Regions from separate parts of the Homo sapiens genome. Here region 1 is linked to region 2. Evidence: read pairs that join two places in POLR2A ChIA-PET (ENCODE). Cell type or tissue: A673. All regions are shown on one strand. Region 1 overlaps PTPRK (protein tyrosine phosphatase receptor type K). Region 2 overlaps PTPRK (protein tyrosine phosphatase receptor type K).

The links. Peaks named below come from ENCODE experiments on the same cell type or tissue, not always from the same donor. Only the 100,000 strongest peaks of a DNase experiment are listed, where the experiment ranks them.
Region 1: POLR2A ChIA-PET joins it to region 2 with 5 read pairs; 3 of 35 experiments call an interaction of 5 or more read pairs at or near these places.

Annotation. Positions count from the first base shown.
Region 1 is chr6:128,444,860-128,449,859 of GRCh38, forward strand. All of the region lies in intron 1 of PTPRK (protein tyrosine phosphatase receptor type K), which reads right to left. Among named protein-coding and RNA genes, the nearest start is that of PTPRK, 73 kb to the right of the region's middle. In A673, no CTCF peak of the experiment used is centred here; no DNase peak of the experiment used is centred here.
Region 2 is chr6:128,202,877-128,207,876 of GRCh38, forward strand. All of the region lies in intron 6 of PTPRK (protein tyrosine phosphatase receptor type K), which reads right to left. Among named protein-coding and RNA genes, the nearest start is that of PTPRK-AS1, 180 kb to the left of the region's middle. In A673, no CTCF peak of the experiment used is centred here; a DNase peak (open chromatin) is centred at 1,935.

The DNA.
Region 1 (5,000 bases), 240 kb after region 2:
AGGTGAAATTATTGAGAGAAAAGATAAGAATTTGAGTCTCAACACTTCATGTATAAAATAGTTCATTGGACTGCTAGGAAAATTAATGTACATATATTCCACATTTATATACAATACCATAAATATACTTACATATAAAGTATGTGTGTAGAGTATATATATAATTTCTGGCACACACTGATGCTCAAAAAAATGAGAGCTCCTTTCTATTATAGAATAAAAGGGCCAGGTGCGGTAGCTCATGCCTGTAATCCCAGCACTTTGGTGGGAGGAAAGCTTGAGCCCAGGAGTTGGAGACCAGCTGAGCAAAATAGCAAGACCCCCAACTCTACTATTTTATTTATATATATATATATATATAATTTATATATAATAGTATAAATACTATATATAATTTATATATAATAGTATAAATACTATATATAATAGTATATTATATAAATACTATAAAATAGCATTTATTCTCATCCTTTCTTTTATATATATGAAAGTATAAATACACTTACATATAAAGTATATTTGTATAATATGCTTATATAGCTGCTTCGTGACTTTTCAGCTTTAGGCATCATCTATTGTATTAGTCCCTTTTCACACTGCTCTAAAGAACTTCCCTGAGACTGGGTAATTTATATAAAGTATATATATGCTTACATATAAAGTATATGTATATATATATACTTACATATATACATGAAAGGATGAGAATAAAAATGCATTAAATGCATGTAGTTCTAATTACAGTATACATTTTTCTTCCTAATATTTGACCAACTTTTAGAAGCAAAGCAATGGCAATTATATATTTGATTTTTTTAAATGTTTTGAGTTTTCTTGTTTTGCCTTAGGAATGTATAGTGATATTTACATTATCATTATAGCTGTATGACCAGGTAAACCATATTAACAATAAGACTGCTTACTGTCATTGGTGGAGTCCACCAAATAATGGCTATTGGATGGGTAACAAACTGCTCCTGATGCTGAATTCTTTCACCTGTTTTCTTTTGTTTTTGAAACTGAGCAACAATTAACCTCGACAGGGTTGCTAGAAAATTCCAAGTATATAGACCTAACATGTTCCATCTTGTATAGGTTAAGACTGGGCCAGTTTTCTTCAATTAGAATCCTACACTGGCCTCTCACCAAAAGGCATGTTAACTGCAGAATCAGATCCAAGAGAAAAAGAAAAAAAAAAAATCTACCATTCTCTAAGTAACGGTGATGAACTCACCTATGACTTTGCAACCTGCACTTCTCACTAATGTTCTCAGATGTCTGGCTGGATAAGCGATTTCCAGATAAACAAGAGAAAGGGTAAAACCTCTTTCAGAAAACTCCCTCAATTAGCAATCACCTTCATTTAGCAGCAGCACCTCTACCATGCCAGCTGCAGGGGGAATTAATTAAATTTAATAGAAGCCACGGGGGAAGTAATTAAATTTAATAGAAGTCATGGATTCCAAATGAAGATAAACTGTATTTGTAATCAGACCTACTGTGTCACTTACTCCCAGGTCTGTAAAAGCATGAGCCAAGTACTGTACAAACCGCTTTCCACAGAAACACCAAGTTTCTGGATCACTCTGTCATTCTCACTTCAAAATGTAGAATAATTGATACGGCATGCTATGGAAAGCATTCCTAATTTTTTAAAAATTCTTTCTGCAAAATAAAAAGTCTGTGACACTGTTACATGTCAATTATGTGTAAACGAGCAGATCTGAATAGCACAGAAGCCGTAGCACAGACAAGAAGTAATGAGAGGTTGGCATGTTTGCTTTGGGAAGGAAAACTAGCAGCCCATTCATCTAAATGCAGTTATGTTTCAATTTAACTAAATTATAAGGTTTGAAATTAGCAATGCTTCAAGCACTCTGGGCTACCGCTCCCACCAGAACACTTCATCTTTAATACCTGCTCCAGCTTGCAAATAAAACTAAGGAAAACAGTAGGGGAAAAATGCTCAAAACAGCTTTTCTAACAACTGCAATCTTGTGTTTTTTACCCCTCAGAATATCTAAAGCTTAAATAAGACAAAGTCAAGTAATACTTTTTCTTTTCAAAACTATACAGTATATTCTACTGCATAGTTACTTAAATTTTTATCTTATTTATCATAATAAAGTGTAAGCTTCTTAAGGACAAGGATGATCCCAGTTTCAAGTTTCCTATTTCTAAAATACTTAGCACAGTGCTTTGCACATGGTGAGGGGGTACGAAAATGTTTATCATCCCACTTTAATGAAAAAAAGATAGCATCACTCTCTATGAAATCATTACCAACACTAAAAGCAGCTCCTGGTTTGAATAAGCAAGCTGTTATCTTGGTTGGTAGTGAAAAGCCCTGCCAGAATGCCAAGATTTCTACCTGACCTGTGAAATAAGAGAAATCCTAATTTTGGAGTTATTCTGAGGATTAAATTATATGCAGTTTATTAAAGTACTTTAAGAGAAAATAATAATAGCTAACATATAACAAGTCTCCACCATATGTCAGGCACCATGCTGAGCACTTTACATAGATCATTTCATTAAATGCTCACAAAACCACTAGGAGTTGGCTACTTTTTTTATCTCTAATTTACAGTAGAAGAAAGTAAGATTTAGAGATGTTACATAACTGATCTAGAGATCCACTAAATAATTAGTGGTCAGACCCAATAGCTAATGAGTGGTGAGATCTGACCCATGCTTAATCTATTATGAGTGCTTAAAGTAGCGGGAAAGCTGTGGCCATTTTTGAGTGTGCAGATTCAAAACCGTGCCTTTTTTTTTTTTTTTAGATGGAGTCTCACTCTGTCACCCAGGCTGGAGTGCAATGGCACGATCTTGGCTCACTGTAACCTCCACCTACCAGGTTCAAGCAATTCTCCTGCCTCGCCTCCTGAGTAGCTGGGACTACACGCGTGTGCCACCAAGCCCAGCTAATTTTTGTATTTTTAGTAGAGATGGGGTTTCACCATATTGGTCAGGCTTGTCTCGAACTCCTGACCTTGTGATCCGCCTGCCTTGACCTCCCAAAGTGCTGGGATTACAGGTGTGAGCCACCGCGCCCGGCCCATTCTTCCTAAAGATAAGAAACGCCTGTAGCACAAAAGCAAAGGCCTCTTTTTATTTGGAAATATTGGGGCCAAATAAACATAATAAAATACTCCATGACTCAGAAATATCCTTCTTTATGCTGTGGCAAATGCAAATGTCTTGTTCACATGGCCAGCCACCAGCCATGTTGGATGCCCCTTTATGCATTTCACCTCTAACGCACGTACACGCTATACTGACTCTCCCAGTAGATGACGGCCCACTATTCATGCCAGCGTCCTTAGGGCCTGCCATGTTACAGATGCTATAGATACTTCACAAATGCTTCTGAACTAAATAAAGAACTATTCATTTTTTATAACCTTGGTTCTGGAGTTCTGGAGAGATAATAAATGATGGCTATTTATAATCATTAACTCATCTGAGTATATAATTCCAACTGTTTAGCTGTTCTGCAAAGAATGTTTGGTCTTTTCATTTCACACCCTTTCTCAATTAAGCTGAGCTGTAACCAAGTTCCCCTATACATATTCCTATTATAGAACTCATAACATTTTTCTGCCCACTCACATCCTCCTCTGCTAAACTATAAAGATCTTACCTTATTCCTCTTTTATCCTCAGCACTCAGCACAAAGCATGCCACATTAGGCACTAAATAATTACTGGAAATAATTTATGCACAAGGCTTTGTATTAATAAGATGCTAGCTCCTTACCAACAAAAATCAAAGATTTTCTAATCTGTTTGGGATGAGACAGAGACAAGAAATTATGAATACCATTTACAACTTAAACTCTAATCACTGACCAAGCCCAAAAAGTACTAGCCAAGCAGAGCATTTAAGAGGGGTTATCTAACAAGATATTTTGCCTTCTCTAAGTGGCAAAGATGACATCAGCTTCTTATGTGTCACTGTCCAATGCCATGCCAGTTTTGTTTGTTTGTCTGTTTGTTTTTGTTTTTGTTTTTTTGAGAAAGAGTCTCGCTTTGTCACCCAGGCCGGAGCACAATGGCATGATCTCGGCTCATTGCAACCTCCGCCTCCTGGGTTCAAGTGATTCTCCTGCCTCAGCCTCCTGAGTAGCTGGGACTACAGGCACCCACCACCACGCCTGGCTAATTTTTTTTTTCCCCCAGTAGAGACGGGGTTTCACCATGTTGGTCAGGCTGGTCTCAAACTCCTGACCTCGTGATCCACCCGCCTCGGCCTCCCAAAGTGCTGGGATTACAGGCATGAGCCACCGTGCCTGGCCCGCCAGTTTTATAAAATGTGTTTAAATGTTTGCACTCAAGTGATTTTTTAAACATAAGCAAACACACATGCATCTGGAAAGGGCTTCACAAATCTCATACTTACACCATTGAAAAAGAGACTTATTTAAAACCCTTTTAACATTTTCTTCCTTCATCTATATCACTTGATATTATTTAAAAGAGCTCAATACCTATACTCATGTATTATTTTATGAGAATTTACTATTTTGCTCACTCATGGTATCTGATATCAATCTCTATAACCATTCTTAACACACCTAGAAGGACACTTTTTTCCAGGGCTCTACCTCATTCTTCAATGTTGCTTTTTTCTCCAAAACGGAAACCTGGATAAAAAAATGAAGGGGAAAATACAACAGTAGAAAATCCTAGAAGAAATTCTAATAAAATAATCTCATCTCTGCTCTCTAGGTAAAAACAATGATTTTTTTTTCCCAAGGTGCAATTTTTTAAATTGACTATTAACCAAGGGTAGGAATAAATATATAATATTTGCATGTGAATTAGGTGCTATGTTAACTCAGTAACTGAAAAGTCTAACACATTCACACTTACGCTGTTTTTGCCCATATGCTTACTTTGTGAGATAAAACTATAGTAGTACAAAAATCAGACAAAGAACTCTATAAGCTGGCTGGGTGCGGTGGCTCATGCCTGTAATTCCAGCACTTTGGGAGG
Region 2 (5,000 bases):
GGCGGGATTCTTCCCTACCTCTTTCTATAAGGCCAGCATCATCCTAAATACCAAAACTTGACAGAGATACAACAGACAAAAGAAAACTTCAGGCCAACATCCTTAATGAACATCTATGTAAAAATCCTCAACAAAATACTGTTAAACCGAATCCAGCAGCATATCAAAAAGCTTATCCACCATGATCAAGTTGGCTTCTTCCCCGGGATGCAAGGTTGGTTCAACATACACAAATAAATAAATGTGATTCATCACATAAACAGAACTAAAGACAAAAAAACAAAAACAAAAACAAAAACACATGATTATCGCAATAGATGCAGAAAAGGACTTCAATGGAATTCAATATCTCTTCAGGTTAAAAACTCTCAATAAACCAATGGAAAAGACTTCAAAACAGTAACAGCCATATATGACAAACCCACAGGCAAAATCGGCAATATCATGCTGATTGGGCAAAAGCTGGAAGCATTCCCCTTGAAAACCAGTACAAGACAAGGACGTCATCTCTCACCACTCCTATTCAACATAGTATTGAAAGTTCTGGCCAGGGCAATCAGGCAAGACAAAGAAATAAAGAGTATTTGAATAGGAAGAGAGGAAGTTGAATTATCTTTATTTGCAGATGACATGATCCTATACCTAGAAAACCCCATCACCTCAGCCTAAAAGCTTCTTAAGCTGATAAGCAACTTCAGCAAAGTCTCAGGATAATCAATGTGAAAAAATTGCTAGCAGTCCTATACCCCAACAAGAGGCAAGCACAGAGCCAAATTCTGAGTAAACTCCCATTCACAATTGCTACAAAGAGAATAAAATGCCTAGAAATACAGCTAACAAGGGAAGTGGAAGACCTCTTCAAGGAAAACTACAAACCACTCCTCCAAGAAATCAGAGAGGACACAAACAAATGGGAAACATTCCATGCTCATGGACAGGAAGAATCAATGTCATGAAAATGGCCATACTGCCTAAAGTAATTTATAGATTCAATAGCATTCCCATTAGACTACTATTGATGTTCCTCATAAAATTAGAAAAAAACTATTTTAAAATTCATATGGAACCAAAAAAGATCCTAAATAGCCAAGACAATCCAAAGCAAAATGAACAAAGCTGGAGGCATCATACTACCCAACTTCTAGCTACAGTATAAGGCTACAGTAACCAAAACAGCATAGTATTGATACAAGAACAAACACATAGACCAGTGGAACAGAATAGAGAATTCAAAAATAAGACTATCCACCTACAACCATCTGATCTTTGACAAACCTGAAAAAACAAGCAATGGGGAGAGGATTCCCTATTTAATAAATGGTGCTGGGAGAACTGGCTAGCCAAATGCAGAAAATTGAAACTGGACCCCTTCCTTAAAACATATACAAAAATTAACCCAAGATGATTAAAGACTTAAATGTAAAACTCAAAACTATAAAAAGCCTAGAAGGAAATCTAGGCAATACCATTCAGGACATAGGCATGGATAAAGATTTCATGATGAAGACACCAAAAGAAATCTCAACAAAAGCAAAAATTGACAAATGGGATCTAACGAAAGAACTTCTGCACAGCAAAAGAAATTAACATCAGAGTGAACAAACAACCTACAAAATGGGAGAAAATTTTTGCAATCTATCCATCTGACAAAAGTCTAATATCCAGAGTTTATAAGGAACTTAAGCGAATTTACAAGAAGAAAACAACTCCATTAAAAAGTAGGCAAAGGACATGAACAGACATTTCTCAAAAGAAGACATATAGGCAGCCAACAAACATGAAAAAAAAAAAAGATCAACATCACTGATCATTAGAGTAATGCAAATCAAAACCACAAAGAGATACCATCTCATATCAGTCAGAATGGTGATTATCGAAGAGTCAAAAACAACAGATGCTGGCAAGGGTGTGGAGAAAAAGGAATGCTTATAAACTGTTGGAATGTAAATTAGCTCAACCCTTGCGGAAGACAGTGTGGCAATTCCTCAGAGACCTAGAGGCAGAAATACCATTTGACCCAGAAATCCCTCTACTGGGTATATACCCAAAAGAATGGAATCATTCTTTTATAAAGATACATGCATGTGTGTGTTCATTGCAGCACTATTCGCAATAGCAAAGACATGCAATCAACCTAGATGCCCATAAATGACCCACTGGATAAAGAAAATGTGGTACATGTATACCATGAAATACCATGCAACCATACAAAGGAATTGGACCATGTCCTTTGCAGGGACATGGAGAGACTTGGAAGCTATTATCCTCAGCAAACTAATGCAAGAACAGAAAACCAAACACCACATTCCGCACTTATAAGTGATAGCTGAATAATGAGAACACATGGATACATGGAGGGGAACAACACACACTGGGGCCTGTTGGATGGAAGTATGCGGGGGAGGGAGAGCATCAGGAAGAGCGGCTAATGGATTCTGAGCTTAATACCTAGGTGATGGGACAATCTGTGCAGCAAACCACCATGGGACACATTTATGTATGTAACAAACCTGCACATCCTGCACATGTACCCCTGAACTTAAAAGTTGAAGAAAAACAAAAGGAAAGAAAGTGAAGAAATTTCAAGAAAAGGCCAGGCGTGGTGGCTCACGCCTATAATCCCAGCATTTTGGGAGGCTAAGATGGGTGGATCACCATCTTAGGATGGTGTTTGAGGTCCAGGTCAGGAGTTTGAGACCAAACATGGCCAATATGGCGAAACCCCATCTCTATTAAAAATACACAAAAATTGGGAGTGGTGGGGGGCACCTGTAATCCCAGTTACTTGAGAGGTGGAGGCAGGAGAGTTGCTCGAACCTGGGAGGCAGAGGTTCTAGTGAGCCAAGATTGTGCCACTGAACTCTAGCCTGGACAACACAGTGAGAATCTGCATCACAGACCAAAAAAAAAAAAAAAAAAAAAAAAAAAATTCAAGTTAAAAAATATAAGAGTGGGAGAAAATGTCCCTAGGGACATGCCCTGCTTATTGACATATTTCATTCAAAAGATAAGTCACATTTCCAGATAACTTCTTATTTTCCATATAGTTGTTAGTAACTGAATCTGGAATAGACTTTCTTAGTTAGAAATACAAAAACATAAACAGAAGCTTTATTTGCTTCTTGGACCCTCATGGAAAGAGGCTGGTGGAGAAAAAAGAAATTATGTTATAATTTGAAAACTAGATATTACCATAGTTACATATGGCACTATAACCCCCTAAAGAGTATGCATCTTAGTCATTTTATTAGCAATAAATCCAATAATTAACACATGGTGATCCTCAAATATGTTAATCAAATCAATGAATATATAGGGTTTTTATGTCAATAATAAAATATTATTATTTAAAGTGACTTAAAGAGAAGGTAAAGAGAAAAAAGTCTGGTGATATTTAAAACAAACTCTTTTATTTTAGTATATCAGAAACATATTATAAGAATCAAAGAGAACACACAGATTCAGCAAGAAGGCACACTTCCATCACCCAGCAGAAAGATACATGCTGCTAATAATAAAGGGTGTTCATTAAAAAAAAAAAAAAAAAAAATCAGAGTGTCTTACACTGTTCCTAAGCCATTCAGTCAAGGCACTGGTAACAACAAAACACTTTATTCTCAGTATAAAAAAAGGATTATCAGTATTAATTGTTAAAACTCGCTGTAGATAAACTAGATACTTAAAAATATATAGGCAGATAAGGCAAGAAAATAGAAAATTTAAGTGTTAGAGATTACTCTTTAAAAAGAATTATGATACATTTTTTGTGTTCATCTCAAAAGTAGCTTCATATAATACCATAGGCACAAAATGATGAAAGGTCACTGATGTATTGCCAACTCATTTTTATGAGATAAATTCAATTATAATTGCTGTGACTATTCCAGCCACAATGTAGACATAGAATCCAATTATCTATTTCATTTTCATTTATACCTCATGGGCTAGATCATTTATCATGTTTCATGATAATGATCAGAAGACACATGGAAAGTGATTTCTGGAGGTAACAAATTACCTTCCATATTAGCATAGCTTACAAGTTCCTGTCAACAACTACTATGCATAAATATGAGGTAATTAAATTTACAATGTGAAGGAGTGTTTGATATGCTACTTGCTTCCTTCACAGCTGCCAAAAATCTGGGTTGCTAAGTGCAGCAAAACCCTTTGGTTGCAAATCAGGAATCATTATGCCCCAGAACCCCAACAGGTAGATGGTGTGCTCGGGCTCAAGGTGCTGAGATGCATCTTTCATCATCTGGTATTATTACTTCTTACCACCAAGCCATCCATCATTACTGCTGAGACAGCTTGAAATGATTGTCCTGGACTCTCACATTACTGCTCCTTGAACTCTATCTCATCCATCTTTTGCATCATTCCTGATTCACAGCTAAGTACCCTCTCCCCGCTACAAAATCAAGTGTGAACTATAGTGCCTTTCACCTACAGTGCTTCTCTAATAGTGATTGACTTCTCTTTATTATGGAGCTACTGTTCAGAAAAGACTATCCATGATTGCTGATGGTTGATTTTTAAAAAATCAGACGTACAGAATTCAATAGTTTTAGGAAAATGCACTCATTTACATGCAAGTTAGGCTTCAAAATTGCATTAGTATTTCTATTTGAATATTTATCTATAAACCTCAGCAACACAAACATAGACAGATACAGATGCCTCTGAGTGTACAGATATACACAAAAAGAAAAGATAGCCTGTACCATATATACAAAAGCAGTGTTTCAATCTGAAAATTATTAATCAGAATTTCAAAAACGTTTCACAATAAAATTCAAAACCTTAAGGTATCTAATATGTTGAAATTATAAAATATGTTTAAGTGACACAATGCAAACAAAAGAGGGATTTAAAGTTAGATGCAAGAATATAAGTGAAAACTTCCTTTAAATTAAGTATCTTACCCACCCATTTTTCCCCTTTTCACTGACGCTAAGAGATCCTTCAAAATGATACCGGTAACACAGTGGTTGGTG